Regions from separate parts of the Mus musculus genome. Here region 2 is linked to region 1. The links are chromatin loops, found by intact Hi-C in ENCODE. Cell type or tissue: left cerebral cortex. All regions are shown on one strand. Links, peaks and the distances in the headings refer to the core of each region. The heading gives the core; the rest is flanking DNA.

Region 1 (15,441 bases), core at 3,308-11,307:
TCTGGAGCAGAGTGTAAGAATGTGGGAGTCCTTTCTGGGGACTTAGAGAGCCTGGGTGGCCTGTCCTTTTCTTCCTTTTACCTACTGCTCCTCACACTCCTGGACTGTCTCCTCCTGGCTGTCTTTCTTCCCTGTGAATCATGAGTTTGTTGTGTCTTACACAGAAGAAGGATTTTCCAGATGAGCAGTTCTTCGTGGTGTTTGTGATAAAACCTGAAGATTATGCCTGTGGCGGATCATTCTCCATCCAGGGTAAGAGGCACCGAGGGATACTTGGGAGGGAAGAAAAGAAGGCCAAAAGCTCATCTCTAGCTCTTACTGAGGGGCTAACAGCAGCGACTTGACAAGGCACTCTAGAGACATTTGGATAAAAAAATAAAATGAAGTTAATTCCATGTCTAAAGGTAGTATGACTACTACAAAATGTCCCTCAATATCTTCATCCTTCTAATATAATATGTTAACTCCTTGAGCATCTTATACAATGTATTTTAATCATATTCAAGCTCCACTTGTACTCCTAACTCTTCTCAGATCCACCCATCACCTCCCCACTCCCTCCCAGCATCATGTCCTCTTCAATATGTATTTTGTTAAATCATACACAGAATCCAGTTTGTAATGACTATTTACTCTTGCAGTATGGAGTCACTCACTGGGGATGATCAATCTATCAGAGGCCACACTTTTTTCCTTATACAGAAGCCATCAACTATCAATAGCTCCTCAGTTAGGAGAGGTCCATGAGCTCCTATCCCCTCAGTGCTAGAATGTTGAATGGATTGATTTTATGCAGCTTTTCAACTTCTTAAAAGTCTTATACCAGTGTATACATCCTGAGGTCACTTAGTAAGCGTTTCCTTTGCTTCTGTGATGCAAATGCAAAAAGGTCTGTTTCCCAGGCCAGTGGGATGGGGCTTACTGACAAGCCAACTGCCCTGAGGTCCATCCCTGGATTGTATGTGGTAGAAAGGGAAACTCAACTGTAGTAAGCTGTCCTCCATAAACACACACACACACACATGCACACACTCAGAAAGAGAGAGAGAATAAATGAAATAAAAACATTTTTAAAGTCCATTTCCTAAGGAGTCACTTATATGCATCAGCAGTCAGCCCTTCCATAGGGATGTACAAGGAAAATCTAGTTTTATCCCAGTTGTCAAAATTGTACCTCACAAGACTATAAGAAAGCCAATCATGATGACATATCCCAATAACAAGGGGTTATATAAGCTCTGATGCAAATGCAAATAATTACATTGCCCAAAGAGTAAACTGTTAATTGAGAACACAGGCCCCCTGCTAATGGGCCATATGTCACCTACACAGAGGGTGTTTTCTGTTGAGTGTATTATGGCTCCCTTGGTGTCAGGTGACATTTGTACTTGTGTACACTTTAATCTCTTAATTATGTAGCTCTATAGGCTTACCAGCATCGTCTAATGTTCCTGAATAAACTCCAGGGCCTTTGATGACTATGTAAAGAAAAAACATTTTTGCTGACTAGGAAAAAATGCAAGCGAAGGAGGATGTAGCTGTCTGGTGTGGGCACATTTCTCTTGAGATGGCTGTGGACATCAGGAGAAAGGTCAAGTCTTTCCCAGTGGAGAAGGAAGGCTGTTCCATTGCATTTATGTCACTTGGTACTGCCGAAGTGCACCCAAGCAAAGGCCAGTCTGAGAGCCTTCACCACAGGGACAGCTGACACGTTAGATGTTGGCTCTTCCTCCAGTTCTTCTACATCAGTCAGAGCGGACTCTGTAGAAGACATTGTATAATACAACTGTTCAGAATGGAGGGTGAGAGTCTAGTATCTGATCCATTGTGTTCTGTGTCTTGTTTGTTTGTGTTATTGTTTTGGGTTTTTTGTTGTTGTTGTTGTTGGTTTTTGTTTTTTTGTTTTTGTTTTTGCTTTGGTTTTTGTTTTTTAACCAGAAAATGAAAACCAGACCTGGAATCTACAACGATCAAAGAACCTGAAAGTGACCATTGTCCCATCCATCAAAGGTTGGTTTTGGCTTTGGAGTGTGGTGGAGAGAGTCCTGTGTGGGGAGCTCTATCGTGTCATTAAATGCTAATGTCTCCCTCTCAAGGGGAGCCATCATAAAAATACTCAAGTGTATTTAATGTACAGATAGGATCAGATCTTCTTGAAGAGAAACAAGCTAGCGTGCCTGTTGGTGGTGGAGTGCTTGCCTAACTTGTATGAGGCCCAACAGCCCAGAAAGATGGGGGTGGAGGGAATAAGGAAGGAGAACTAGAGAGAAGGAAAGGGGAAGAGAAAGAAGAAGTGGGGGAAAGAGAAATAATGGAAAAGAGAGATAGAGGCAAGGAGAGGAGGGAGGGGACTCAACTCTAGAGTTGTAGATAGTGATCTTTTCAGGTCGTCACTACAAAGCTACTTGTGGGTAGCATCCCAGTGGCCTCCCACAGTGCTCAGCTCCAGTGACATATTATTGGGATTTAAGAATGGATGTGATGGAAGCTGATCGATCTTATAAGCGGTGCTGTCCCCAACACAGTCCTCCTATTTCCAAGGACAAGCTGACCAAAGCTGTTTCTCTCTCCTCAGAATCTGTATATGTGAAATCTAGTCTTTTCAGCATATTCGTTTTCTTGTCCTTCTACTTGGGATGCCTGCTCGTTGTGCTTGTCCATCATGTGAGGTAGGTGCACAGGTTCTTCCTCCCCTTTGCCTCTCTGTGTGGTGTTCAGAGCATGGGCTTTGGAGCACACTGACTGGCCCACTAAGTGTGGTCTTGGGCAAACTGCTTTTTCTTCTGTACTTGGACTGCAGGTTTTTCTTATGTGGAGTGAAAGAACGTTTGGCTCACTTGCAGATCTGAAGTCAATGTCCCACATAGCATGCTGGTAGAGTTTTCACTGTGAAAACACAACAGTGAGGTGACTTGTCTGAGTTTGTACCTGAGAATCCTCTCTGTAGATCCCACAGACTGAAGGGAACCGCCAGCTCTTTCCAGCACGGAGTCTGAAAACAAACTGAAGCATTCTGTCGAAAAGTTAATCGAATGCTTAAAATAAATCTTGAGGTATAGTCCGTAGCTGGAGCGATGTGCTTTGATACATATTACCAGGTGCACCAATCTCCCAATAAAATATTCCTTCAGGGAAAAGGGAGGCTACCCCCCCCCCACACACACACGGTTTTAAACATAAGTAAATAAATAACATTTTATAACACTCTCTGCTTCTCTCTGCGGGGCTGAGCTTTGAGAATTCTGGTTTTGTTATGCTTTCTGAGAAACAACTACAAAAGGCTGACGGGAGGCTTACAGTAAACAAATAGAGTTTCCCCCTCTCATCTTAAACAGGAGACAAAGTGTACAAAGACAACAGAGAGCTCTGAGACTGTAAGCCACACACCAACTCTGAGCAGCACTCTTGGCTGCTTCCTTGGCATAACAAAGGCCCATCTCTCAGTCCAGGAAACAACTCTTTTTCCGCACTCTTATAAAAGTTGCCTCCAACCTGCTCCCCACCTGGGGTGTGCCTGTAATCCCAGCACTCAGGATGGGGGAGGGGGGAGATTAGCAAATTTAGAGTCTACAGGAACTAATTACATAGAGAGTTCAGGGCCAGCCTGAGCTACAGAATGGAAAGCTTGTCCCAGAAGGCCAAGGCCTGGGGATATGACTCCGTGGGAAGTGCTTCCCTAGTGAGTGTAAGTCTTGGGTCTGAGCTTCAGCACAACTAAAAAAATAAATAAGAACCGGATCCACCACTTTCCAAGCCTGGGTGGATTGAAGCAACAAACTAATTGGGAAATATGCATTGTAGGCCATTTGGAAAAATGGAAATATATGAAGACATAAAAATCTCAGAGGAAAGATCTAAATAACCACAAATATATATCCAGTGAACCCAACAAATTTAGAACAACAGCTCCCCATCAGTAAGATGTTGCCAGCAACATGGACATTCAAATGAGTATATCTCCCCCATAGCGGGCCAAAAGCTCACTGATAAACACAGAGGAAGTGCCGGGATTGAAAAATCATTTGCAAACATCACAGCTAACATTGGCTCAGGTTAAGAATGGTCAGTAGAGCAAGGTCTGTACTCACAGCTACTTCAGAGGCTGATCAAAGGGATTGAAAGTTCAAGGCCTACCTGTGCTACAGAGTGAGTCTTAGCCTGGGCAGCCCTGCCTCCAGATTTCAAAAGAAGTCTCCAGGCAGTGGTTGCACATGCCTTTAATCCCAGCACTTGGGAGGCAGAAGCAGACCGATCTCTGTGAGTCCGAGGCCAGCCTGGTTGACAGAGCAAGTTCCAGGACAGCCCGGGCTACACAGAGAAACCCCATCTCCAAGAAGGGAAAAGAAGTCTGTGGCTAAATCTCAGTGATAGACCAGTTTTCTAGCATGGGCCAGACCCTAAATTTAATGCAAAGAAAAATAATCACCCATGACTGCTAAGTTGAGGAGGGGGATTCTGACAAGGAACAGGGTACAGTGGTTGTGTGGCCTGACAGTGTAGCTTCATAAATTACTAAGTCAAGAGAGAAAAATAATAAATATGCAGCGGAGAAACAAAACACACTGATCCGTTGATGAGAATAAATACCACTGGGGGAAGGTGAGCAGAGTGTGCCTCCAGACATGACAGCACCCCGAGGGAGGTCCAGCCTCACTCCCTATAGCTCCCACAAATGTGTATTTCGAAACTAACTATGGGGAAGCATCAGACACGAAATTTGCCATAAAGGGGACAAAAGGATTCAGTTACAGGAGATGTTAAGTGTGCAAATGAAGACAGTGGATCTTGCATTAAAAGAAAACCAGTATGTCATAAAAGACAGTTTTTAGGCCTTTTGGAATTAGAAGACACACAGTCGATGAAAGAGTCTGAAATCCTAGCTATGCTGGGTGAGAAGGAAGACAATCTCTAGTTCAAGGTCAGCCTGGGCTACAGAGTGATTCAAGTCCAGCCTGGGCAACTTAGGGCCTGCCTCAGAACAGAAAGTAAACAGTGGCTGAGATAGCTCAGGGACAGAGCACTTGCCTAGCGTGTATGACCCCCAGCAGCACATTAAGTAAATGTGTATGCAAGCATTACATTTGAAGAATTTGACTTGTTTCACTCTGTAGAAATAATGAAGGTAAAATCTCAGCCGGGCGTGGTGGCGCACGCCTTTAATCCCAGCGCTCGAGAGGCAGAGGCAGGAGGATTTCTGAGTTCGAGGCCAGCATGGTCTACAAAGTGAGTTCCAGGACAGCCAGGGCTACACAGAGAAACCCTGTCTCGAAAAAACCAAAAAAAAAAAAAAAAAAAAAAAAAAAAATCTCTAACAACCTCAAATGACGTTCAAATGGCACAAGAAAAAGTTTACATACATTTAGATGAGTACATTGCTATGAACTAACATACGTGTAGATGAGCATGTGCTGTAAATTAGCATACATGTAGACACCCAGGTGCTATAAATTAACATATATGTAGATGAGTATGAGCTATACATTTGGGAAAGAGCCGAGGAACAGAGCTAAAGCCAGGCTTATTGGTGTAGATGCTGGGGTGACAGAAACAAGAAGCGTGTGAGTTCCTGGAAGTCTAGGCTACTGGGCAAGATCCATTCTGAGAAGAAAGGAAAAAAGAAGAAAAAAGACAGGGAGACAGACAGACAAGGATGCTGACAAGTGGATCAAGGTAAAGGATGTATCAAGAAATGTTCTACATTCTGTTTTTCTATTCATCCTTGAAACATCTCTGTAAATTGAAAATTATTTTAAATTGCAAGGTGAAGAACAGAACTTATGTGGTGGTGCCCCAGCTCAGCACTCAGGACTAGGAGCTAGGAGCACAGGAAGTCCAGAGCCATTCATCCTCGGCTACATAGTGAGTTGGAGGCTTAATTAGTTACACAAACATCCTGACTTAAAAAAAAAATGTTAAAAACAGAAGCTTAGGATACAGGCTAATAGCATACCTGGAAAGTATATACAGAGAGGACTACCAGCTCGCTATACCAAGTTACAGTTATTAATGTGTTAAATATAGCTGTATGCCTGATATGTGCTTGACAGTGTGCCGAACCCTCAAAGGATTATCTGGTTTGGTGCCCTGAGCCACTATTACTGTGATTGCCACTATGCAGAAGGTCAGAGAAATTGAAGCACGGGGGGGGGGGGGGGGGGGGGGGGGCTAAGCAATTTAATCAAGGAGTCACACCCAATACCTAAAGGAGTTAGGATTTGAACTCGGGTAGCCCAGCTCTAGAGCCTAAAGTCTTCAACAGACTTGATCAAAGTGAGTCTTGAGTCATAGTGTTGTAGGGTTTCTACCAGAGAAGACCGATCAACATGGTTGAAGCCAATAGAAAGTCTTTATTAGCCAGCAACTGCACTGGGTGTTCTGGATCCCATTGTAGCACTGAACCTTTCTCAGGATAAGCTTTTAAACACAAAAACAATGTTCTGGGCTGACACACTTTACTAATAAGACCAGAAGTGGAACTACAGAAGCTAAAGGCCAAGGCTAGTATATTTTGAGACTTCCCCAGAACTGTATGAACTTTGATGGGTTACATATTTTCATTTTGGCTGGTGGGGCTGTTACGTGCTGAGTTTTACAGCCTGGATGGCACTTCCATCTTGGAGTCAGTTGTGCTGAGATCTGGGGTCCTGTTACAGTAGAGGCCTGTGAGAAAGGACAGTCCTGGGCCAACAAAGTGTGACCACTAGTGTACACCTGCGCAAGTCTAGGATTGTACAGGAGCGAGGAGTTTCCCTCAGATGAGCTTCGGTGTCCCAGTCTTCTGCTCCTTCGTCTCCTAGGTTCAGAAAACAAAATGATTTCTTTAGTCGGCTAATAGGCACCATCCACACCCAAAGGGACAAAAACTGGACTAATGTCCACCATCTCTAAAGCTGTTAGTTCTGCCGCTGAGGTGAGCAGAGCTCTTGAAATCCGTGCTCAGACTCTGTTGAACGTTCACCGCCGATGACTTTGCTACAGTCAAAGTGCCCAAACAGAGACTCTTTCCAAATACAGGCACACTAAAATAGAAACCCAGAGACACAGGACCATTTGGCATTCTAAATAGGGGACTAGACTGAGGGAAGATGCTAATAGGCAGACTTCTTCACGGAACTGAGTGAAGCAAAGTTCTCCGTACAACTAAATAAAGCTCTCTGAGCGGGATGCTGTTTGCTTGATGAGTCCTTATATTTTATTATCGACATATGTGGGATTTATAGTCTTTAGGATGAGATCGTGATAATAAACACTTGTGACAGACATGGCCCCAGGTCTTGGGGAGCTAAAAGCTTCCTGCTCTCCTGTCATAAAAATACCATTTTCTTCCCACTTCTATCTCCTATCTCAGCATGAATGTGTTAGTATCCTCTACGATGGCTTGGAGCTGAGCACTGAATATGTGCTCCCTTGTTCTTTTCAACAACTCTGCCATTCATTAAGCCCAACTGTTCAATTCTGGTCACTCATATATCTTTGATTCCTTTATCCACTACTATGTTATCATTTTTTACATTAATTTATATATATATATATATATGTATATATATATATATATATATATGGAGAGAGACAGAGAGATACACATACATATACAGTATACAGTTATCTCAGAAGATGATGGGCCAGCTAATGGTTCTATTTTGATTGATATCTCCAAATGGGGCATTTAGAAAAACTGTTTTTTTAAGAAGAAAAACACAAACCATCAAGTCATTTCTTGAGAGCACACAATTCAGAGACTTTTAGTTTCATCGCAGCTGGGCTTAGAAATCTCAGCTGGATGTAGCCACAAAATGTAACCTGCTGGCAGGTCCAAGAAACTGGCAATCCTGGACTGGCCTCCTGGTAGTCTCTGATACTCCAAAAGGCCAGCCTGGGACTGTGGAATCTCTAAGCAAACAGACAACTCCAAGCCTCGAGCTGCAAGGCTCAGAGGTCTGCCCCCTTATCTACTGGAGGATGAGTGGGTCATGAGGCCAGTCCAGTTTCCAGACCGATGTCAAGGTGCACCATCTCATCCAACCCAGTATGTCTCATCTGCTACTTTTTATATTTTCTAACTAAATGATACTTCCTGCCTCCCCTTAGCTGTGGAAATTACTTAACTCCTCTCATGGAAAATGGTAGCGATTTCACAACAAAATCCAAGCATTGATAAAGCCCATTATGCCAAATGCTTTATATTCTTGGAACCAAGATAATTACTTACCCATCAGCACCACCAAACTTGATCAGAAAGCCCTCTCCCACAGTGTCCTTTTTCTGAATGAAACAGTCGGGCTGAATCTTAACTGTTCCCCTTAGTGATATGCTTTGTCACTCAACAAATACTTAGTTGTCATCTCCTGTATGTTCAACCCTAACCCAGAGGTTGATGAACAAGAGACCACATACTCTGCTACCACCTCAACTACAAAGGGGAGAAACCCACAGGCACATAAGCCAGAGAGGAATAAACTCAATGGTAAAAGTTGAGAGTGACTAGCGCGACCCCGCTTTGGATTTGATTTGATTGACAGAGAGCCATTTGGGAGCATAGCTATCCAGCAGTGTCAGGATCTAGTGGAGACAGTGACTTTGCAGGGAACAAGAACAAAGGCCCCAGAGCAGGGATAAGTTTGGTGTCTAAGAGAAAGAGATGTTTGAAGAGAAGTCCTTTGACAGATGGGTGTTACAACTTGGGGAATGGTCACCTGAAAGTGAATAAGAACGTACTAAAGCCTGCTGCCCTTTCTGCCCCTCCCCTCCAATCTCACATATACCAAAAAAAAAAAAAAAAAAAAAAAAAAAAAAAGCCAACTCATTTGAATTCACACAATGATTTGATTGACAGTGTCAAATGATACATCTAGGGAAAATGGCTTCTTTGAGATAAAGTTCATAAACCATCAGCTGATGCCTTCAAAGTACTCGGTTCAGGGGCGTTGATTCACAGCTGCGCATCTTGCATTTCAGAATAATCGCATCACACCAAAATGAAAGTACACGATACAAGATCAAATACAAAAGCAACGTTATTTCCATAGGCTAGCAGTGGACAGCCCGAAATAAAAACAGTTCCATCTACAAAGCATCTGAAGGGATAAATTACTAAGGAGCATGGGTTAAAAACTGGGTGTTAGGGTTAGGTATGCTGAAACTTGTAAAACACCTCTAGTGACATTAGAGAACACTTTCCTTAAAAAAAAAAAAAAAGCTTCACACGTTCATAGGTTGGCCTACTTGCTGTTAAGAGTGTGTGGCATACAGAATATCAACCATGAAAGAGTGTCTGGTCTTAATGCTCAGAATTTGTGAATATATTACTTTGTGTCACCCAGTTTGCAGTTATAATAAGGCTGTGAACAGGATCTTTGATTATCAACATAGGACTAGCATAATCACAAGTGTCTAATGAGGAAGCTGGGGAGATGGCTCAGAGGTTAAGAAGGATCCCAGCTCTTCCAGAGGGCCTGAGTTTGATTCCCTACACCAGTTTCAGGGGGCTCACAACCACCTGTAACTCCAGCTTCAGGGGAATCTGATGCCCTCTTCTGGCTTTTGTGGGCAGTATACTCATGTGCACTTGTACACAGACAAACACACATACATATAAACTAAATATTTTTAATTTCATAAAAATGGGTAAAGGGCTTAAACAAACACCTCTCCAGGGAAGATATATGGATGTTCATCATTAACCCTTAGAAAAATGCAAATCTAAGCTGCAATGAGTTGCCAAACTCTTAAGATTGGGCATAATAAAAAAAAATAAATATAAAATGAGAATTGGAAGAGCTGTAGAAAAATGGGAATCCTCAGACTTGGCTGGTGGGAGTGAAACAGTGCTTTCTCCACAGCTTTTGTGGAAAGCAGTTTGGAAGAGTAAAACAGAGTGGCCTCATGCCTAGCAGCTCACATCTAGTTATATATCCAAGAGTCGTGAAGTTAGATCTATGGAAAAACATGAACACAAATGGTCACAGCAGTTATTGATACACAACAAAGAGGAACAATTAAAAAAGTACCCATCAAGGGAAAACAAATAAATGAAATGTTGTGCACATACACTGGAATATTATTCAACCATAAACATATTGATGGGCTAATACATGTTACAATATAACATTGAAAAGACTATGCTATATCAAGGAAGCCAGTCAAAAAAGTTCATATGTACCGTGATTTCATTTATGTAAACTATCTAGAGGAGATAACTTTATAAAGACAGCAGGTAGATTGGTAGTTTTCAAGGGCCAGGGGAAAGGAGAGAAGTAAGAGTGATTGTTACAGATATACAGAGTCTTTGGAGGGGGGCCATGAAAATGTTCTAAAATTAGATCCTAGTGGCAGATGCACAAGACTTTGGATATATTAAAACTCATTAAAGTGTGCTATAAAAGACACTTATTATGATGTAAGTTTATATCTGAAAATGAATGAACGTTCCTAAATAATGCAGATGCCTGAGAACAGAATTACTGGATCATACGGTCAGTCTATGTTTGGCTCTCTGGGAAATCGCCAAATTGTCTTCCAAAGTGGCTATGCCATTTTAAATTCCTACCAGTAATTTCGCCAAAGGGCCATTTTTAAAGATTTTCAACAGAGTTTAAAAGAAGATAATACAAAATGCAGAATCCTAAGAGGTTGTGTGCATGTGTATATATGTATGTATTTGTGTGCTTGCTTGCTTGCAGGTTTCAGAGGAAATCTATTGACGGAAGCTTTGGTTCCAGCGATGGTAAGAGATTCCTTGGTTAATTCCCAGTCCCTAATGGTGTTGCATGGTGCAGCCACATCCTTTTTGGTACCTTTTGTCTCTTTTCTTTTTTTCTCCCTTGATTCCTATCCCAGAGCCCTCTCATCCACAGACCTTCTATAGAAGGCAGAGCTAGCAAGAAACAATTTATAGTTGGTAACCATTGAGATGTGGACCCCACACAAAGACTCTGTACCCAGAATGCCTTTAATTATTCATAGGGCGCTTGCAACCACTCATCTTTTCTGAAGTCGTCTCAGCCCTGGGAGGGAACTGCTCACAGATACTTTGTATCTGGGGAGAGAGACTTTTTGTATCCCAAAGCTTGGGAATAGCAGTGAGAATGTATTATGTCAACTTGTATGCTGTACATTTTTCCCAAATGGAGATAAAAGCTTTGTGTGTGTGTGTGTGTGTGTGTTTGTTTGTTTAGACACATAGAAAGTGAAAATATTTGAGACTAGCAAGCACAATAAAAAAAAAATGTAGCAATTGAAGAATCCAGAGTAATTAGATATCTAACCTGTTCCTCCTCTCTGAGAATTCACAAAGGATTTCAATTGTCTGATAATTTTATTAAAACTTAAAGCTTCAAATGCGCTCAGTTTGACAAAGCCCAGGTCACTGTGAGCTCCTTCACTGTTAGGGAAGTGGTGAGAATTGAAAATGCAGAGGAGATGGACCTCAGTTGAAGTCAGGCGTAGCCGGTGTTCTGTGCTTTTCATACTTGAGTCCACAGAACTCTGGAGGGATACCAACTCATCCTTCACCCAACAGGTTTTCTCCCTTTGCTGGAAGGCTAGATGGCATTCACATTTGTCTTCCTTAAGAGACAGCTTGTCTGTTTTTCCAACTCCCCCCTCCCCAAGCACTTTGTTTTAATAAACATTCAATTACGAATATAAAAGATGTCTGCAAATTAAAGAGGGTAGCCTTCAGAGTAGATGGCTCTACTAGTACTAGTAGAGTCTACTAGTGTACTAATCTGTTTCTCTGCTGGCCCCTACACACTCCGTTTTACTCTGAAGGATACTGGGGAGCTGGGACAAGGCTCACATCCTCATGGGGCAATGTCAGAGGAAAGCCCCCCCCCCAAATTTCTTCTTATGTTCTCTTGTAGACTGTATCATATGTCACTATATAGAAATAGTGTCATGGCTGTGGGTGTCGGTCAGTTGGCAGATCGCCGAGCTAGCTTGCTCCAAGGCCCATGTTGAATCCTCAGCATTATATAATCAGGTTGAGTTGGTGCATGCCTGAAATCCTAGCACTTAGGAGATAGAGGCGAGGGTCAGGGGGAGTCAAAAGTCTTCTAGATCATCCTCTAGACTACATAGTTCAAGAACTGCCTGGGATGCATAAGGTCCTGTTTCAATAAGGGGGCAGGTCAATTAAATGTACTTTTAGATTAATACTAAGTTCTCTCTCTCTAAGACCATATTTTTTCCCAACATCAACATTGATATTTCAAGATTCATGATTCTTTATTATTCAGGATTCACCATATTATGTCAGATTAAAGTATACTTTTTCCTTGCAACAACTAAAAGTATCAGACATGGCCAGATACCTTTTTGGGGTAAAGCTAGAAGATCACCAAGTTCCATGTGCCAGCTGCTGGGCACAGGTTGAGAAGACTTAAAGAAAACAGGTATTTTCTTCAGTTCAGGAAGTAGAAAGCAGGTGCGATCACCTCAAACATCTTTGAAATGGGGCGGAGATAAGGACCCATTGTGCAAAGAGAAGGTACAGGCCAAGATGGCACCACCTCTGATGTCCTGTGTGAGCCAAGACCTAACCGACCAAAACAAGAAACCAAAAGAAGGGCAGGCTCCAGCCAGCCAGGGAAGAACTGCCTAGTGACCTTCAGGATTATGGAGCTGAGCCCAGTGAGCTCAGCCAGTAGAGAGAGCCAGAGAGGAAGGTGCTTCCATGAGACACTCACAGGAGGAAAATGAGGCTATAGAAATGTCTTTCTCTCCAATCAGCAAGACCGAGAGTCTACGAGGAGCAGGAGTTCCACGATGCTTAAAGCAACAGGAAACACTCTGAGGGCTGGGCTCAAAGCAAATGCTAAAAACAACCCCAGGTTCTCAGAGGGCAAGAAATCCCCTGAGATTTGACATATGTGCTGTGCACTCCCTGGCAAGCTGGACACTTGGCTTGCATGAGGTCATTATTTTGCTGCACGTGTTTATGCATGTGTGCATGCAATGCATTTTAAATATACACAATAAAAGTAAATTTTGCAAAAAGAAGGTAAATTTTCGCAGATAGCAGTCTGATGGATTGCTCTCTATCCATTATCTGTCTGTCTGTGGAAGCGTCTTGATCTCTCAGCACTTCTATTTTATCATCTTTAAAATGGTGACAATAATAGCCCATACCTCTTAGGGCAGCTGAAAAGACAAGAGTGTCTGACACAATCAGAGGGAAATGCCAGCATCAGTCACAGCAAACAAAGCCTCAGGAGCTGCGGTGGCTCTGCTCATTGTACTGCTTTTGGTCAGCAGGACAAGAGCAATGGCCAAAGTCTATGTTATAATGAAGCCAGAACTGACATCAAAAAGAGACAACCAAGCATCCTTGCACAACATTCTCTGTACTCCAAATTTGATTCTCAATTTTTAAGAGTCTAAAGCTCCACTGAGAATATACCTCAGTGATGGGTATTTCCCTATCTCATGCAAGGCCTTAGATTTGATCCTCAAAACATATGTATCCACCCCCACATGCCCCACACAATGTGTCTAAAGATAATCAGTTTGTCTGCTTTGAACTTGGGCGTACAGTTTGCATGATGTTGTATATTTAAGGGTTAGTCCATGGAAGTTCAGAGAGCTGAGCTCTCTAAATAATAAATATGTCAAGCCCAGTAACAACGCCAGGGAGTATGTTTTCTGAAGGTCAAAGTCCCCATCCTTCAGGCCCTGGGACGGCCTTGCCTGCCAAGAACACTGCATTAGTTCCAAGACTCACTGACCAGCTGAGACAGCTCTTAGCAAATTCACTGACCAGAGAAAGGAAAATGAGTCGCTTAGGTTTGTCCCGTGTCTAAAACTTTTGAATTTGGCACATAGTTACTTTCTCCTAGAGGGGAAATCAATAGAATCACAGTGGGTTTGTAAATTAAAAACGCAGTCTGGAGCCTGGGCAGTTCAAAACATGATTTTCTGAGAGTCCATCAGTGGGACAAAGCCTGAAACTGGGATAAAGGAAGTTCGCTGTGACTAGGGAGTGTTCAGAGCATTTGTGTTTTTTACCTCCGTGGTACATTTAGCTTTTATATAATGATGAATTACAGCAAAAATACTGAAATATCTTGAGAACAGAGATGTTTCCAAATACTAGGTGTGTTCACTGAAAAATACTTCCCTACCACATCTTGTGACCTGAGTTGTCTGGGGATGTGACTGAATTGCAGAGAAGTTGCATGCAATATGAAAGGCCCTGGATTCAGTTCCCCAAATCCTACAGAAACAAGAGAGAAAAAGAGAAAGAGGGAGGAGGGAGGGAAGGTTGGAGGAAGAGAGAAAGAGAGAGGAAGGGAGGAAGAAAGAGAGAGAGGTAGAGAGAGAAACTGAAAAGGAGAGAAATGAGGCCACACACTATGATACAGAAAGAGGTGATAGGCTAGATTTGACCCTATGCACCCACAGTGATGGTCCCTGTAGTAAAGTGGAAAGAAAGTCCAATTTAAAGATTGCTGCTTAGCGTCTCAGCTACTTCAAGTCAAGTTGTGTGACTTCAGCAGCCAAGGGTAAACCGTTTCCCTCCTTTTTGTTGTTTTGTTTTTCCTGCAGGCTCTGGAAATATGGCTGTCTCACATCCCATCACTGCCAGCACGCCCGAAGGGAGCAATTATGGGGCAATAGGTACTTTCCACAATGAGTCCTTTGGTAGGACTCTTTCTTTACTCTGGGGAGAGTAGTGCACAAGGTTCTCCAGCGAGGCTGCTCTTTTATGGAAGAGATGAACTGGCTGGATAACCTGGAATGTTCCTTCCAGCGTTCTCTATGGTTCTATTGTTCTTGGATCTGCTAGCTCCCCTTGGGCTGAACTCACTAGAGCGGTTGCTATCAAGTTCCCAAGCCCATTTGGGACTTAAAACTTTTTTTTTTATTAAGTTTTTATTGTATTCATTTTGGTGGGAGGGCGGGGGGGGGGGGAGCATGTGAATGTTGGTGGCCGGAAGACTACTTGCAGGAGTTGGTTCTGTCCTTCCACCCTATGGGTCCCAGAGACTGAACTTAGATCAGCAAGTACGGCAAGCACCTTTTACACACTGAACCATCTCCCAGCCCCTTGGGTACTTGAACATCATGTCTGTCTGTCCGTCTGTCTGTCTGTCTGTTGGTCTGCCTATCTCTATCTGTCTGCCTGTCATTCTTTTTGTTTATTTGTCACTGTGTATGCCATATGTGTATACAGTGCACATGTGCTGAGATCGGGACAATTTTCCTACGCAAGTTCTCTCCTGCTGCTCTGTGAGATCTGAGGCTCAAACTCAGGTCATCAGGTCTGCACACAAAGGTCCTCTACCCCCTTTGCTATCTTGCCAGCTCCCCTGGGAGCTGAGTGTAGGGCTTGAAAGACTTGGCACAGCCTGCACTATCAATTGAACAGCTGTCTTCTTGGGGTGTCTGTGGAGTTAGAAGCTTCAGGGTATGAGAAGACTAAGGCAGGGCGGCAAGTGAGCC
Region 2 (15,441 bases), core at 2,501-10,500, 56 kb before region 1:
AGAGGGGTGGGAGATAGGGAGGCGATGGGTCTGCCCGGGCATGTCCTGGTCTGTTCTGCTATGTTCTCAGCCCCAGGTTTCAAAGCTCACAAACAACTCTTTGGGCTATTTGACATACATTACATGAATCACAGGTCTCAAGTTTTATTTCCTTTCAGAGGCAGCCACTTGAGAGGATGCATGGTGTTTAGAAAGAGTATAAGTAGACCACAACAGACAGTGAATGACACTTTTGCATTAGTTCGCCTTGCAAAATTTTACTGGTTTTCTCTGATCTTTGCTTGTTGTAATTTCATAGAAAGACATCACCAAAGAACTTCCTGTGGTATTTTGGCTGCTTTTCTTATGGATTGAATTGCTGCTACTAATTCGTGTTTGGTGTTTTGGACTGGACTACTGATATCCTGACAACAAAGATCAGAATCCCCCCACCCCCCGCCCCCCAAGAACTACTTCTAAACAGGTCCACATCCCCCCTGCCCTATTAACCATCTTTCTCCCCTACCTTTGTTTGGTGGACTAAAAGGGAGATTGAAGCATTAAAGACCCCTAATGAAAGTAGGTTTTGAAAAAATCTCAGCCTACACATACTGGTTCATATAAAGAACAGTCAAAATGTCCTCAAGGGAATGGGCCATTTGGCCATAAGAACCAGCTGTTAAAGTGAAGTGGAAGTTTCAGGTTGTGTCATGTGATGCAGACTCATGTGATGTTTTGCTAAGGCAAGACTTGTGGGACAAATGTGATGTTTGGAGAGAGCATAAGGGACTCAGTGGACAGTGACAGGGTACTTGCATAGCTGGCTGTGCAGCTCTTTGTTAGTCTCTTGTCTTCCCTGATCTTCACTTCAAAGAGAGAGGCACAGCAGGAAACTCCTGACATTCTGACTGGTCCTGGTCACTGGCCAAGGAGGCCTGGTGGTTTCTGCTGGATCAAGTTTCCCTTTGCTGATTTGTGTTTGGTGACTCTTTTAAACTGAACTACTGGTATCCGGACAAATGAAAATTGGAATTATCTCAAAGAACTACTTCTGAACAGGTCCACATTCCCTTGTCCTATTTACTATCTATTCTTCCCTACCTTTGGAGGGGGGGGGGCACTGTTGTTGAAGCATTTAAGAACCCTTATGAAAGTAGGTTTTAAAAATTCTAAGCCTACAGTTATGGATATATATATATATATATATATATATATATATATATATATATATACACATATATACACACACACACACACACATATATATATATCGTCAGAACTTACAAAGTTCTTTCATGACAGTGTTGGGAAATTGTGCCCTGAATCACTCATACAACAGTTGTTATTCCCCAGATTAGAGGTGCAAAGTCAAACAGCTGGAGAGTTTCAGCTTGGAGTTACTCAACATATCCTTCCTAAAAATAGATAAATCCAGTCCAAAGGAGATAAAGGATGCCCCAAGGAACTAATTCTTGGCCATACCTCATCTTTACAAGTGTTCTAGGATTATTGAATTCACAAGTAACTCACACCCTAGAGTCTTTTTTAATGTTTTCTCAGCATGTTTTAGTGTTTTACCATGTCCAGGAAGCTCTCAGATCCCTGTAACTTTAGCTCCAGAGCATCTGATATCATCTTCTGACCTCCATGGGCACCTACACTCATTAGATCATACCCCTGCATGCACATAAACATACATGTAATTAAAAATAAAATAAATGTTTTAACTAAAACATTTTCAACTTGCTCATTTCCCTATGTGTATTTGTGGCTAGTTGGTTTGTGACATAATTTTGTCATCTAGCCCAGGCTGCCCTCAAATTTTTGGTTCTCATGCTTCAACCTCTTTGAATTACAGGTGTGAGCCACCACACCCAGCTTCTTATTTACTTCTGATGGAAGTTCTAGCAGAGGTGAGAAAAATACTTCCTTTTTCTCTACTACTTCAGAAGCAAGCCTACTGTCTGCTACATATTTACTCCCTGGTTTTGGGGGGTTGGGGGGGAATAGAAAAAAAACTAAAAATTCTGCAATCTGAGCTAACTTTACTTCACTTATAAGAACATATTTTAACAAAAGCTTATGTAGTGACAGCATTTTGATAGCTCATCAATCTCCAATCTCAACTTTTTGGTATGATTCATCTGCAAATGATAAAAAAAAATTCTCAATGGAAGCTACCAAGAAATCTGAATAAGGGTTCTTTATAAAACAAGACACTCACAAGGTTCCAACATTCTTCAGGGCTGTCGAGGAGGTGATCACTTGTCTAGAATGTCGTATAGCTGCCTAGTCTTGCCCAGGAGTCTTCTCAATAATACAATTTTTCACTCCTTGTCCATGTTACAAGATTTCCTTAGCAGTGTGGCTTTTAGTCAGTTACCTGAGAGACTTCCTGGTGGTAGAGCTGCCTGTGAGTCACCCGTGCTCATCTGCATAATCCCACCAAACCTTTTGGTTCCTATCTTGGTCTATTGATGTCCTCTCTGTCTATGGTAAAAAGCCATCTCTTTACATATCCACAGGGGTTGAAACAGCATCACATCACTGTATATAAAGCACCCATCTGTGAGTCTGAAGCTTTACTTTGATTTTTAGCTTCAAAGGAGATCAAGGAAGTTTGGATAACAGTCTGATAGAGATCTATCTGAACTTTCAAAGATCCTGCTCCTGAACCAAACCCACAGGGATACAGGTTCCAAACATCAAGATGTCAAGCAGAAGAACTGAGAATAAGAAATGAAAGAGAGGGCTGGAGAGATGGCTCAGTGGTTAAGAGCACCGACTGCTCTTCCAAAGGTCCTGAGTTCAAATCCCAGCAACCACATGGTGGCTCACAACCATCTGTAATAAGATCTGACGGCCTCTTCTGGTGCACTGAAGCTACAGTGTACTTAGATATAATAATAAATAAATCTTTAAAAAAAAAAAGAAATGAAAGAGATAAAAGCAATCTCTGGAAGAAAGGGGTCTTGCATAACTGATGACTTTTACGAATCAAGTTTATTAAGAGTGTAGCATCTTATGTACTACTTTCAGGAGGATGGGCAGGGCGGGGGGCAGGGGAATGGCCAATGCGAGCAGAGCGCTAAATCAGACAATGTTTGACAGGACAATTGGTCTTAGACACTAATCCTGTGAGGCCTGTATGGCTTGCAAACTTCACTGTATCCTGGCAACCACAACAGTATTGATCCTGGCGATTGCCACTATATTCTGATTCTTATAAAGGTATAAAGATTCCAATTGCTCTCAATAACATTGCCACAGCCTCAGCTGTGCTATGGTCCCCCCCACCAGCCTGATCTCAGGCCTTGAGGCTACTTCAGGTGCTGTTGGCCTGGTAAGTGTGGGTGTTTTTCCTGTGAAAGAGAGAGAGCTGTCGTTAAAGCCTTGTGGCATGAGCAGCTGCTGGATTCTAACACAATCCCTACGTGTAAAGCAACCAAAAATGCTCACCCCTGGGTCTAAGAAAATATGGTCTACTATTTTCCAAGGTAACTCTCAAAAAATGTTTGTTGAAGCGCAATAGTCCCTATGGTGATCATTGAAGGACCAAATCAACTTTAATAACAGTATGACATTTAACAAGGTCATTACAAGGATTAGGACTGAATAAGAATGTGCATATAAGAAAGAAGAAAATTAGAATGAGGTGATCTTATATGAACTGCAAGAAGATAGTCAAAAGTAAAGTTTGGGCTGGAGATATGGCTCTGGGTCTTGCAGAGAGACCCAGGTTCCATTCCCAGTTACCATGTGGTGACTCACAACCATCTGTAATTCCAGTCCCATGGGATCTGATACCTTCTTCTGACCTCTGTGGACACCATGTACAGATGTGATGCACATACATACATAAATACATACATACTCACACATAAAATATGTCTTTAAAAAAACCTTTGAGAAAGTGATGCTTGCTTGAGCCCTGACTGGACTCTTAGCTTCTTCCCAATGAAGGCCAAAAATCTGTGCTTCCAGATAGGCAGAACACCAGAGAGGATGTTCTCTGTGGATCGACATCAAATTCCAGATGAAAGGATGGTTTCATCTTGTTTGCCCAAATTACTGTGATGGAGTGGGACCCACGCTGATCTGTGAAGCAGCTGAAGCGAAGGGCTTGTCATCAAGGCCAACATCTGTGTTCTACTCCATGACAATACTTTTTAGGCAACCTCAGGACAGCAGTGCAACATGAGCAATCAAGGGTAAAACTGATTGGTATGAAACATGAAAATGAATACGTTTTGTTTTCACAAAGAAAAACATAAGCAATTAATCTACTAAAAGTGAGAGCAGAGGTTTAAAGGCAGGCGGGGGAGCGAGAAACTTTTATAATGAAACTAAGGGAAGGCTTTGGACAGGCTCTGATCGGATCCTAGTACAGAAACACCAGGGCTGGCTTGTAGCTGTGTACCTCACACTGGGCAGCATTCCTGGCCTCTTCTGATGAACCTATGTTGACATCAGGACAATGGCCAACTGACACGCTGTACCAAGTCCTAGAGTCTGCACCACTTGCGGCCAAGGTTTGGCACTCTGGGCTGCTGGCTGTAAGAGCACAGCCTGGCTTGTTGAGCTGACCGAAGCAGAAAGGATTCTTCAGGTTAGATCAGGTTTTATATATTCTTTCACTGTGAGATTTTAGCATTTTTTGAATATTGAAAGTGATGGGGCTGGATAGATGACTTGGAAGTGAAGAGCACTGACTACCATTCCCAGGGCCCTGGATTTGGTTCTCAGCACCCACATGACAGCTTCGCTACTGTCTGGAACCCCACTCTTAGGGGTTCAGGCACCGGGAAAGCACATGACGCACATTCATACATGCAGGCAAAACACCGACATGCAGAAAAGTGAACTAATAAAAATTTTAAGCAACTACCTGCTAAGATACACTGTTATAGCTACTGGGCTGGAACTTGTACAATACTATTCATAGAATATTTGTCCATAAACCTTTCAGGTTTTTTTTTTTTTCAAGACAGGGTTTCTCTGTGTAGCCCTGGCTGTCCTGGAACTCATTCTGTAGATCAGGCTGGCCTCGAACTCAGAAATCTGCCTGCCTCTGCCTCCCAAGTGCTGGGATTAAAGGCGTGCACCGCCACTCCCCAAACCTTTCAGTTTTTAAATATACTATTAAGTGCATCCTTCCCCTTATCCTTGTGACAGCTTGTGATTCTGATACTATGGTTAGCTTAACTCACACAGTGGATTAAGGCTAGACTCAAGATTAGTCATATGTCTTCTATAACTCATTTTCTGGTATAGATATCCAGATTGAAATCCTATATTGATTTCAAATAAATTCCTTTTATTTAATACTAATTCAATACTATGCTCAAAGATCGTTTCAGTTACAGCTACTCATATAGTTGTTCTCTGCGGATCAACCCCAAATCCCAGACAGAAGGATGATTTTATCTGGTTTGTCCAAAGGGGTGTGCTGGAGTGAAGAAGCACCCATCAGTAATGGCAGCTCAGGAGAAGGGCTTGTGGAGCCCATATCTGGGCCTACTTTGCTAAAAACAAAAAGTATACCTTTTCAATCGCATCTAATCTTGTTCTCGGTGGATCAATGTCAAATTCCAGACGGGTAAAACCGTGAAGGATCCTATGAAAAGCCATAGCTCCCTTTACATACCGACAAAGCCACTGTGTGGAAGAATTCGCTTCATTCCTGTGACTCCAGAGGGCAAAACTAGTGCAAGCGAGTGACTGGGGGAAGGCAAATTCCAGCCGAGAATATGAATTATCTTTTTAATAAGGAGATGTTAGATTGCAAAAGAACATGTAGCCCTGTGACGGAGCTGATCATCAGGTCTCATAAAGTTTGTGATGGCTTTTCCTCTCAAAGCCTACTCCAAACTGGTTACTGTAGCAAGCCTCAAAGGTCTTCAGAAATTTCAAGTTTATTAAATTTCACTAAACGTTGGGAACTTGCATAAACATTCTCAATGCTACACTTTCAAGTCATCCCAATTCCAGCTCATAACCTTGTATTATGTACACCGCCCCCCCCAAAAAAAAACCCTCAGGCTTAGCAGGTGGGGGGTCACAGCTCTTGAAAGACTAAGGAAGAAAGATTCTGAGCTCAAGGTCGGTCTGGAGACCCTACCTCAATAAACTAAAATTCAATTAAAATGACCAACAACAATTAAAAAAAAAAAAGCAATGTAGAATCCTGAAAATTCTTTCAGACTCTGAAAGAAAATATTGCTGAGTTAAACAGCACAAAAGGCTGGGCTGGAAAGAAATGCTAGCTGCCTAAATCTGGTCTCTCAAACTTCCGGAAGCAGTCTTCAAGCCGAGCTGGGCACTGTTCTCTTGACCGTATCTATATTTTGTAATTGTACATATTTACATACTTGCACATATGGCAAGGGAGCGATGACGTGAGTCTCTCCTTGGAGAACAAGAGTAATAAGGAACTAAGCCAGGTGTCTGAGAAGGGCTTCTGCTCGAGCAGGGCGAATAGCCAGAGAGCGACATTTCACACCTGCGAGAGTCTTGCTGGAAGCCACTGTAAAATCGAATTGGTACATCCTCTTGAGAGGTGCACTCTCTTTTGCTTTCTATTCGCCTGCCTGCAGCTAGAGTGCACTTTCGTTTGACGTGCACCTGATTTCCTCCTTGGTAGCTGGTCACACCGATTCTTCCAGACTAGCGGCTACCTCTCTGAGGGGTTTGTCGTTGGTGGTTTGAGGTTGAGAGGGAAGAGATCAGTGAAAAAAATCTTTCTGTGTGAGTGGAAGGTTTTCAGCGATGAGAAAGGGAAGACTTAAAAAGTCGAAGGGAAAAGCAGCCCTCCCTGGTCCCCACGCCTCCTGTTGCCCCTACTCCACACGCGTGACCTCCTTCGGAGACCCCAGGTGGCACATCAGTATTTGATCTGCTCGCTCCCCTCCAGCGCGCTGCCGGCGTTGGGCCACACACCACCCAGCTGCTGAAGCCAGCACTCAGCGCCACAAGCAGCTTCGGAAGGACCATCTCCGTGCTCGCCCCCTCCTTGGGCTGCTTGTGTTTCGGGGACCCCGGGGCGAGGCGAGGTGAGGTGCCCACCATGCTGGACTGCCTGCGCCTGGCGCTGCTCTGCGCGCTGCCCTGGCTCCTGCGGGCGGCGGTCCCTGGCCACCAGGAAGAGCCCCTCGCGAAATCCGCAGAGCTGCGGCGCGATCCGCGAGACCCCGCCAGGGGAGCGGATTTCGATCGCGTCTACAGCGGGGTGGTGAGCCTCAGCACCGAGAACATCTACTCCTTCAACCACACCAGCCATCCTGGCCAGGTAAGACGCTCTCTCCCTCGGCTGACCACCCCCCCCCCCCAACTTCCGAGATCGCGGAGCCCCCTAGATACCTCAGGCTGCGCTGGGAATTGACCTCGGGAGACCTCAGGGACTAGGAAACCCTTTCCCTGCCTCTCTCCTGTAAGGCAATCGCTGCCTTGTCCCAGCCTTGGCAGCTGCTTTGGGCACCGCTCCGCTTCACCTCGTGCCCACCCCGGCCTGGTCGCTGCCATTCCTGGGCTTTGCAGAGGCGCGGGGACCCGCATCCTCTGCGGATCCTGGCTCAGGCTGGGCCTTTCTCCGGGAAGTCGGGATGGCTACGTTCGTGGGAGGAAGGAGGTGGGCGGGGGAGGACAAACCTGTTCCTAATCTCCTTATGGACCCTACTATTTCATGGCACTCCAGGAAGCAGAGGTGCTCAGAAATGGAAAGCACGTGAGAGTGAGCAGGGTTCTGCTATGGACCACACTGTGTGCTTGTTTTTCAAAAAGCCGAGTCAAAGATGTTATAACTGAGATGCTCAGGTGATCTGCCCAGGCTCTGATTATAAATAAGGGTGGAAATGTGTGTGAAAGTTCTGTAGACAAGAGTTGTGGCGAGACAAGCAGGGATAATTATTTTAGCAACCAAGCCTCTGACTTAACTGATTATATAATGTAAGACAGTACATATCACTCACATTTTCCTTCAAATAAGATAGCCTTTAAGAGGGGTGGCTCTCCAGTGTACCTGCTTCTGTCTCTACTTCCCACATAAACGTGTTTATGCATCCCCCACTACCGTGCACCTTGAGGCGTTTCAGAACCAGGTGGTTAGAATTCCTCTATACCTTCCCATCCCTGACTCTCTCATTCGGGGTCACAGCTGAAAAACTTCCTTCGTTAAGCATGTCATTACTCTTTAGTGCCTTTCTGCTGTGTGAACTGAGAAAGTGCCCCAAGTTCTCCATCTCCCAGCTTGCATCAAATCCTATGGCATTGTCTCCATGGCAACACAGTCCTCGCCCGGGCCAGACCTCCTGGAACCTGAGGTAGTGCCCTGGAGCAGCGGAGTTGCTGGATGCAAAGCCTTTCTATCGCATACAGAAGAAAGAGGGCAGTTTTTATTTTCATGTCCTACACAAGGGACTCCTGACTGCCCTGTTTGGAATGCCCACTAGCTGGCCGATATCTTGCATGTAAGATAGATTCCTACCCCCGTGGTTTCCTGGAACTAGATGAGAGTCTTGAAACGCCAGCTTCGTCCAAAATCAAATAGCATGTGCGAAGAAAATCATCACAGGCTTTGGTGCTTCTTACAGTTCTGCTGCGAGACAAATGCGACGCTTTACTTAGTTTTCTTTCTTTCTCTCTTCTTTCCTTTAAGGTTTGTTTTGTTTTTATCAGTATGTATGAATGCCTGCATGTATGTATGTGTACCACATGCTTGTGTGATGCCCACAGAGGCCAGAAGAGGGCGCTAGAATTCCCAAGAATTGGAGTTATCTGCAATTGTGAGCTGCTACGTGTGTGGTGGGAACTGAGTGGAGATCCTCTGAAAGAGTCCCGTGCGCTCTTTCACGTGGCTGACCCCTCCCCAAGCCTACTTGCTGAGATAGTTTTATTATTTAGACCAAGCTGGCCTCAAATGCATCATCCTATTCCTCAGTGCTGAGATTACAGGCACGTTCAATCCCTTCAGGAAGACTAAAGGCTGGTTTGTTTGTTTTGGTTTTGTTTGTTTGTTATTGTTGGTTGGTTGGTTGGTTGGTTGGTTTGGTTTGGTTTGGCTTTGCTTCTGCCTTTTTCCCCTTAGAACTGTGAAAATCCCTCTACTGAACACAGAGGAGCTCTCCTGCTTAACTTTCCTTTGGACACTTGAGATATTGAGGGCTATAGCTATATACATGTCCTCTGCAAACTGAATGAGAAGACAAAAAAAAAAAAAAGCCTAGAGAATAGTTAAGATGAAGTTAAATAAAGCAAATACATACTGGAAAAATACTTCCTTTTGTCCTTTCTGTTTTGCATACATGTACATTAAAGTGCTCTTTGCTCATGAAACAATGGTGATCATTTCAAAACCAGATATACATACATAGTACAATAAAAGTCAACAACAGGGGCTGGAGACATGGCTCAGTGGTTAAGAGCACTGACTGCGTTTCGAGAGGTCCTGAGTTCAATTCCCAGCAACCACATGGTGGCTTACAACCATCTGTAATGGGATCTGATGCCCTCTTCTGGTGTGTCTGAAGAGAGTCACTTAAAAAAAAAAAAAAAGTTAACAGTAAGCAATGCTTCAATTTTTCACTAATATGTTACTAGTCCTAAAAAAAAAAAAAAAAAAGTTGATAAGCATGGGCCTGACAGATTTAAAATATTTTAATGCCAATGTGCATTAATATATACCAGGGCGTGTGTGTGTGTGTGTGTGTGTGTGTGTTTGTATTAGAGAAAAGAACCTTTGACCTTTTTAGTCTGAGAGATTAAACCCTCCCCCGTTCTTCCAGTCACATCACTGTTGATTTCTCCAGACCAGCATTCTGTCCGATCAAACTATTACTCTGGGTTCCCACCCGTGGCCACCTCCCTGCTTGGTATGTTTTGCTGCAATAGCTCCTCCTTCAAACACCATCAACACAGTCTGCAGCAGAATTTTACTGAGGGTTTGAAATAGCAAGTGGGATTACTGTACAGCATAAGACAAGTGGTGGGGTACACCAGAAATCTGCAATACTGTACTGACTAGCAGTGCCCCATGGAGGGCAGGAAGGATTTTTGAGAGGGTTGCTCTTTATTTTCAATTGTGATCTGACCAACTTCTTGGCCACCCCCTCTCCCCACAGTCCCAAATGCTGGCCACCACAAAATTTCATATTTCCCCACAGTAAACACTGTTGAACCTCCATTTCCAACTCCAAACTGACTGAGGCTCAACTCAGCTCTGTGGTGTCTGGAGGAGGAGCTTGGTGAATGGTTTTCCCCTAACCTGAGCAGTGTGTGGGTAAAGCAAGGCTCCCTCTAGTTTGGGATCATTTCCCACTAACCCTCTTCAGTCAAGATTTTGGTTTGGAAAAAAAAAGTGTCCAGTTTTTGTTTTTGAAGTTTTAAATCTTTTGTTCTTCTTTTCAATCCATTCTTGTTTGTTTGTTTTGTTTTTTTCTTTATCTTGAAGGAGAATTTTTGTATTAAATTTTGGCTTTGGGGAAGGGGAGGGGCAAGAGCTTTTGCCCTGGGCCTTTCAATCAGCCACTGCCTCTCCTTTAACCCATGGAATGGTCTCACCCGACCCGGCTACACTAGCTGAACTCAGCACCAGGAAACATCTGATATGCCTTGAGGCAGGGACTCGTGTAAATATAAAGTTGAGATTTAAAAAAAAAAAAAACACTGAAAGGATGGACTGACCAGTTTAAAGATAAATAGTGGAAACAGTGGCCAGAGGTTCAGGTTCAGCAAGGTAGGGTTCATTTCATTTCCCTAAGGAGGAAGTTGCCCAAGGCTCCCTTGATTGGAAGTTAGTTACACTGAGCAAACAGGATCCAAAACCACAGGGCTCAGTCAACCAAAAGGAAATCACCTTGCAGGAAAGTGACTAGGGAAATAGTGACTGAGACAAGGACACAAACACAAATCTACAAAGAACGGAGAGCACCATCAGAAACCCTTACAAAAAACTGTAACTGCTGCCCTGTAGCCTTCCATCTTCCCTGACCGGGGCAGGGCAGAAGCCCACATTGGCCATAGCACTGAGATCTTTTTCAAAACATCCCTTTTGTTTCCTAAACTGGAGCATGTATCTCTTTTTGTTATCTCTCCTTTAAAGGAGCATACAAAGTAATATGTTTCATTGTGTTGCTTTACAAACTTAACTTTGTTTGGGTCGACCCTTCTCCCTTCCTGATCCCCTATTTCCTGGCTGAACCCTAACCCTTCCCCCTTGAATCCCCAGGCCTCCTTTCCTACTTCTGTATGGTGTATTCTGTTACCCCACCTTCCTTACAATCTCTTTTTCTCTTTTATGGTCACAGACAAAAGAATGAGCCTTGGTGAACAATCTCTGAGGGAAAAAAAAAGCATTGTTCAACACAGGGCATTCTCTTGATGGTGTTCTGACACCTTTTACTTTCATGAACTATACATCTACCTAAGTGGATATATAAAAACTAAAATCTTGCACACACGTACGAAAAGATATTGCAGCTTTTGTCTTTCTAGGCCTGAGTTGCTTTATTTACTGTAATAGTTTCCAGCCCCACCCATTTTTCTGCAAGTTTCATAATTTCATTTTTCCTTACCTCTGAATAAAATTTCATTGTGTATATATGTGCTACATGTTCACTAGTGATTGTTCTGTTGATGAACGTCTACTCTGATTCCATTTCCTTATTGTGAGCAGAGCGTCTGTGACCATGGATGTGCAAGAATCTCTGCCTACAACATAGAGTTCTTTGGTCTTATTCCTGGGAGCAGTATAATTGGGCCCTATGATAGCTCTACTTGTATTTTTTGGGAAGTCTCCGTACTGCTATTCGAAATGGCTGCCCAGTTTATAGTCACAGCAACAGTGAATAAGGGTTCCTCTCTCTCCTACTCTTTCCAGCCTTCTTGCTTTTCTGTTCTTAACAGTAATCATTCTGACTCAAGTGACATGGAATCTCAACCTCTGTTTAGAATTGCATTTCTCTGATGGTTACAGACATTAAATAATTTATTGGCCATTTTTGTTTCTTCTTTTGAGAAGTGTCTATTGGTTCATAGACCATTTATTGACTAGCAGGGGTCATTTTGTGTTTAAAATTTAAAACTCTTTGTATGTTCTCCATGCTAACACATCCCCTTTCGCAAGCTCTAGTATGGATGGCAAATATTTCCTTCTTTCGGTGGCTTCCTGTTACTCTTCTGATAGTTTCCTTTGCTGTAAAAAACCTTTTTAAAAGTTTTCTTTTTCTTTTTCTTTTTTTTTTTTTTTTTTTTTTTTTTTTTTTTTTGGTTTTCCGAGACAGGGTTTCTCTGTGTAGCCCTGGCTGTCCTGGAACTCACTCTGTAGACCAGGCTGGCCTCGAACTCAGAAATCCACCTGCCTCTGCCTCTCAAGTGCTGAGATTAAAGGCGTGTGCCACCACTGCCCGGCAATACTTTTTCTAATATTAGTAGCCATAAGACATGTGGTTCCTGTCTGGGCTTTCTACTATGTTCTATTGGTCGACATCTGTCTTTTTGTTTGAGCACTATGCTGTTTTTGGTCACCATGGCTCTGGAGTATAATTTAAGATCAGATATTCTGATTTGAGTAAGATAGTAATTTTCACATAGTTACTTCTGCTGTTGTAGGGGCACAAACTATTTACCTTATGCCCAGTGTCTTCCTCAATTTATTTTTTCAGTTTCTTACTTTCTTGGATAGGAAGAATTTAGAAATGCTTTATTTTTTAATCAAATTTAAAAAAATTTTTTTGAAAAATTTATGTATAAGTATGTAATGTACATAATTGCCAAACCTCCCTTTACCCCTAGAACTACTCCCATGTATCCCTCACTTCCCCTCAAGTTCATTCCTCCTTCTTTAATTTTAATTGGGGTGTGTGTGTGTGTGTATGTGTGTGTGTGTGTTTAGGGTTCAACCCTGGAGAAGACTAATTCTCCTTTTCTTAGCAGACATTCCTTATCTGTAGCTCTTCATCTAGAAGGAGGCCTTATGAGATTTCCTCTGTAGTACCAAGGAAGTGTTCGTGTGCCCCGAAAGACAATTCAAGAGCCAATGAAATCAGGGTCTTTATTTGAGCTAGCTCAGGCTGAACTCACTGCTGCCCTGCAGGATGGTTCTGGTAGAAGAAATGCTGTGAATATTTATCAAGATAAGGTTTTACAGAAAGCAGCAAGTGAGGGGTGAGTGTTTCTAATCAGACAAGCATCTAATTGGGGAGCTACTGTGGCCTTTAGCATAATTGGCTGGTGCTGGAAGCCGAGCCATAAACTTAATTTCTGATTTCTTCCTAATTGATGGTTTTTAGACAGATAGTTTTTAGCTTGTTGGGGATTAACTTGCTAACTTGTGCTAATCACTGGATTTGTTGGGGGAGATTAACCTGGAGACACGGGTCTTGTTGGGGTTAGCCTAGAAACAGGTTTTGCTGGGGGGGGGGGGGGGATAACTTGGAAACTGATGCTAGGTACTGACCTGTTAGTTTGAGTTCAAACTTAGGTCAGGTCCTCTAAAATGAAGTTTGAACCCAAAATTTGGTCTCTTACCTCCGTCCATGTTGTCACTGTGCTGGCCTTATTCAGGTGACCAAACTTCAGAGGTTTCATGGGTTCAGCTTCCCTGTCATCTATAGAAGACACCACCTCATGGGAGACATCATGATTCTTTGGGTCCTACAATCATCCTGCCTCCTTTTCTCTGATGCCCCCTGGCCCTTAGGTACAGGGGTTGTGTTGTAGATAGATCAGTTAGCGTTGGGCATCTCAGATAGTCACCTGGTTTGTGCATTTTGACCAGTTGTGGCTTTATGTAATGGCCTCCATCTGCTGAAAGAAGGAGCTTCTTTGATGAGGGGTGAGAACGACATTTGGCTGGCGTAAGGATAAATATTTATAATACAGTAAGACATGATACTTGTTTGGGAAAGTGGCAGTGGCAAGTTCTTCTCTAGGGTCCACGACCCCAGCAGGCACAGGTAGTTGTCTGTGTTTACTGCCTCAAGCGTAATGATCTCCTATTGAGTGGCCCTGAAGTCCCATTAAATGCCAAGGCTTCCATACCACTGCTGTACCCTTGGAAACATCTTACCATGCTCATCATTAAGTGTGGTGCATGGGCTTGACAGCTATGGTTCATCCATAGAACTATTGATTCCTCTCTACCCCAGCAGCTTGTCTAACACCTTCTGGTGCCATAGAGCTATTCCATCTCAGGGAGATGGCTTCTAGGTCGGTTCCATCTGGATTCCTCCACGTCATGCATCCAAAGTATATGATGTCATCAGCATTAGAGTCTTACCTTCAAATTCTGGGAGGCAACTGAGGACGACAGCAATAGCCTGTATTATCTGGGGAGTGTCTTCAAGTTCCCTGACCAAGAGCATGAAGAGAAGTTTCCCATACCAGGCACTGGGGTTTTGTTATATAGTCCATCACTCTTGGGGTGGGGCATTACCAACTCAATAGTATAGCTTTATTAAAACTACATACAGTGCATCCATGTGTGCATGCATGTACGTGTGTGTGTGTGTGTGTGTGTGTGTGTGGAGATCTTTCACCTTATTTAGGTTTATTCATAGTATTTTCAAAGCTGTTGCAAATGGGATTTTTTTCCTAATTTTTCTCTGCAAGTCTGTTATGCATATAGAAAAGCTACTGCTTTATTGTTGTTAATGATTTTGTATTCTTCGGCTTTACTGAAAATGTTCCAAGAGCTTCCTCTTTCTTTCTAAGTATAAAACCACACTGCATATCTCTATGGTAAACAGAGCTAATTTGAACTTTTTCTTCTATTGTGTACCCTTCTATTTGTCTTCCTCGTCTCTAGACAAGACTTCAATTACTACACTGAATAAGAGAAGAAACAGTGGCCACCTTTTTGTAGATCTATATTTTAAAGAAAATTTTCTTAGCTTTTTTTCCAGTTTAGTGTAACTTTGCCCATTAATCTTTTAGTGATATATATGGTATAACCTGTCCTCTTGAGTTCCACACAGATGTCATCACACACATGAACCTCACTCATACAATCACACATATGTGCACGCACATGCATACACATGCACACACACAAGTTTTAAAGAAAAACATTTTTTAAATCCTTAATGTAATTTGGCAAATTTTTTTCTTGTCATTATTCCCTAAACCATACAACATCACTTTTTAGTTAGCATTTGTATCCCATTGGCTAGTGTGAGTAATGTGATTTAAAGAAAGCATTGGATGTGCATATGTTGTAGGAAAACAGTGTGTGTGTTACATAAGGCACTCAAGCATCTGCAGGATTGGTATCCCTGGCGGTCTCTGTAACAATCACAAGGATGCTGACACACAATCAGAGCACACCTGGAAAGGGACTGAGAAGAGTTAAAACTTAGCTGCAGAGGCCTCAGTTCTCCCTTTTTTGTAAAGAGTCAGGACATGTGGGTTCACTGTGTACTGAGGCCATGAGACCAATTTTGCTGTCCTCACACAGCTTCCTTCTAAACA

What was found. A loop is a pair of places that touch in the nucleus more often than their neighbours do. Peaks named below come from ENCODE experiments on the same cell type or tissue, not always from the same donor. Only the 100,000 strongest peaks of a DNase experiment are listed, where the experiment ranks them.
Region 2: it touches region 1 in a loop (4-fold over the local background); 4 of 42 quality-filtered maps call a loop at or near these places.

What each region holds. Positions count from the first base shown.
Region 1 is chr16:44,269,023-44,284,463 of GRCm38, reverse strand. It overlaps Sidt1 (SID1 transmembrane family, member 1), which reads left to right. Exons shown (of 25, transcript NM_198034.3): 7 at 165-252; 8 at 1,939-2,010; 9 at 2,576-2,669; 10 at 10,680-10,723; 11 at 14,545-14,616. Among named protein-coding and RNA genes, the nearest start is that of Sidt1, 56 kb to the left of the region's middle. In left cerebral cortex, for the core only: no CTCF peak of the experiment used is centred there; DNase peaks (open chromatin) are centred at 7,062, 9,851 and 10,434; H3K27ac peaks cover 923 bases.
Region 2 is chr16:44,324,133-44,339,573 of GRCm38, reverse strand. It overlaps Sidt1 (SID1 transmembrane family, member 1), which reads left to right and starts at 6,736. Exons shown (of 25, transcript NM_198034.3): 1 at 6,736-7,267. The coding sequence starts at 7,046. In left cerebral cortex, for the core only: CTCF peaks have their summits at 6,590 and 8,712 (motif pointing right); DNase peaks (open chromatin) are centred at 6,955, 7,596, 8,156, 8,465 and 1 more place; H3K4me3 peaks cover 2,633 bases; H3K27ac peaks cover 2,436 bases.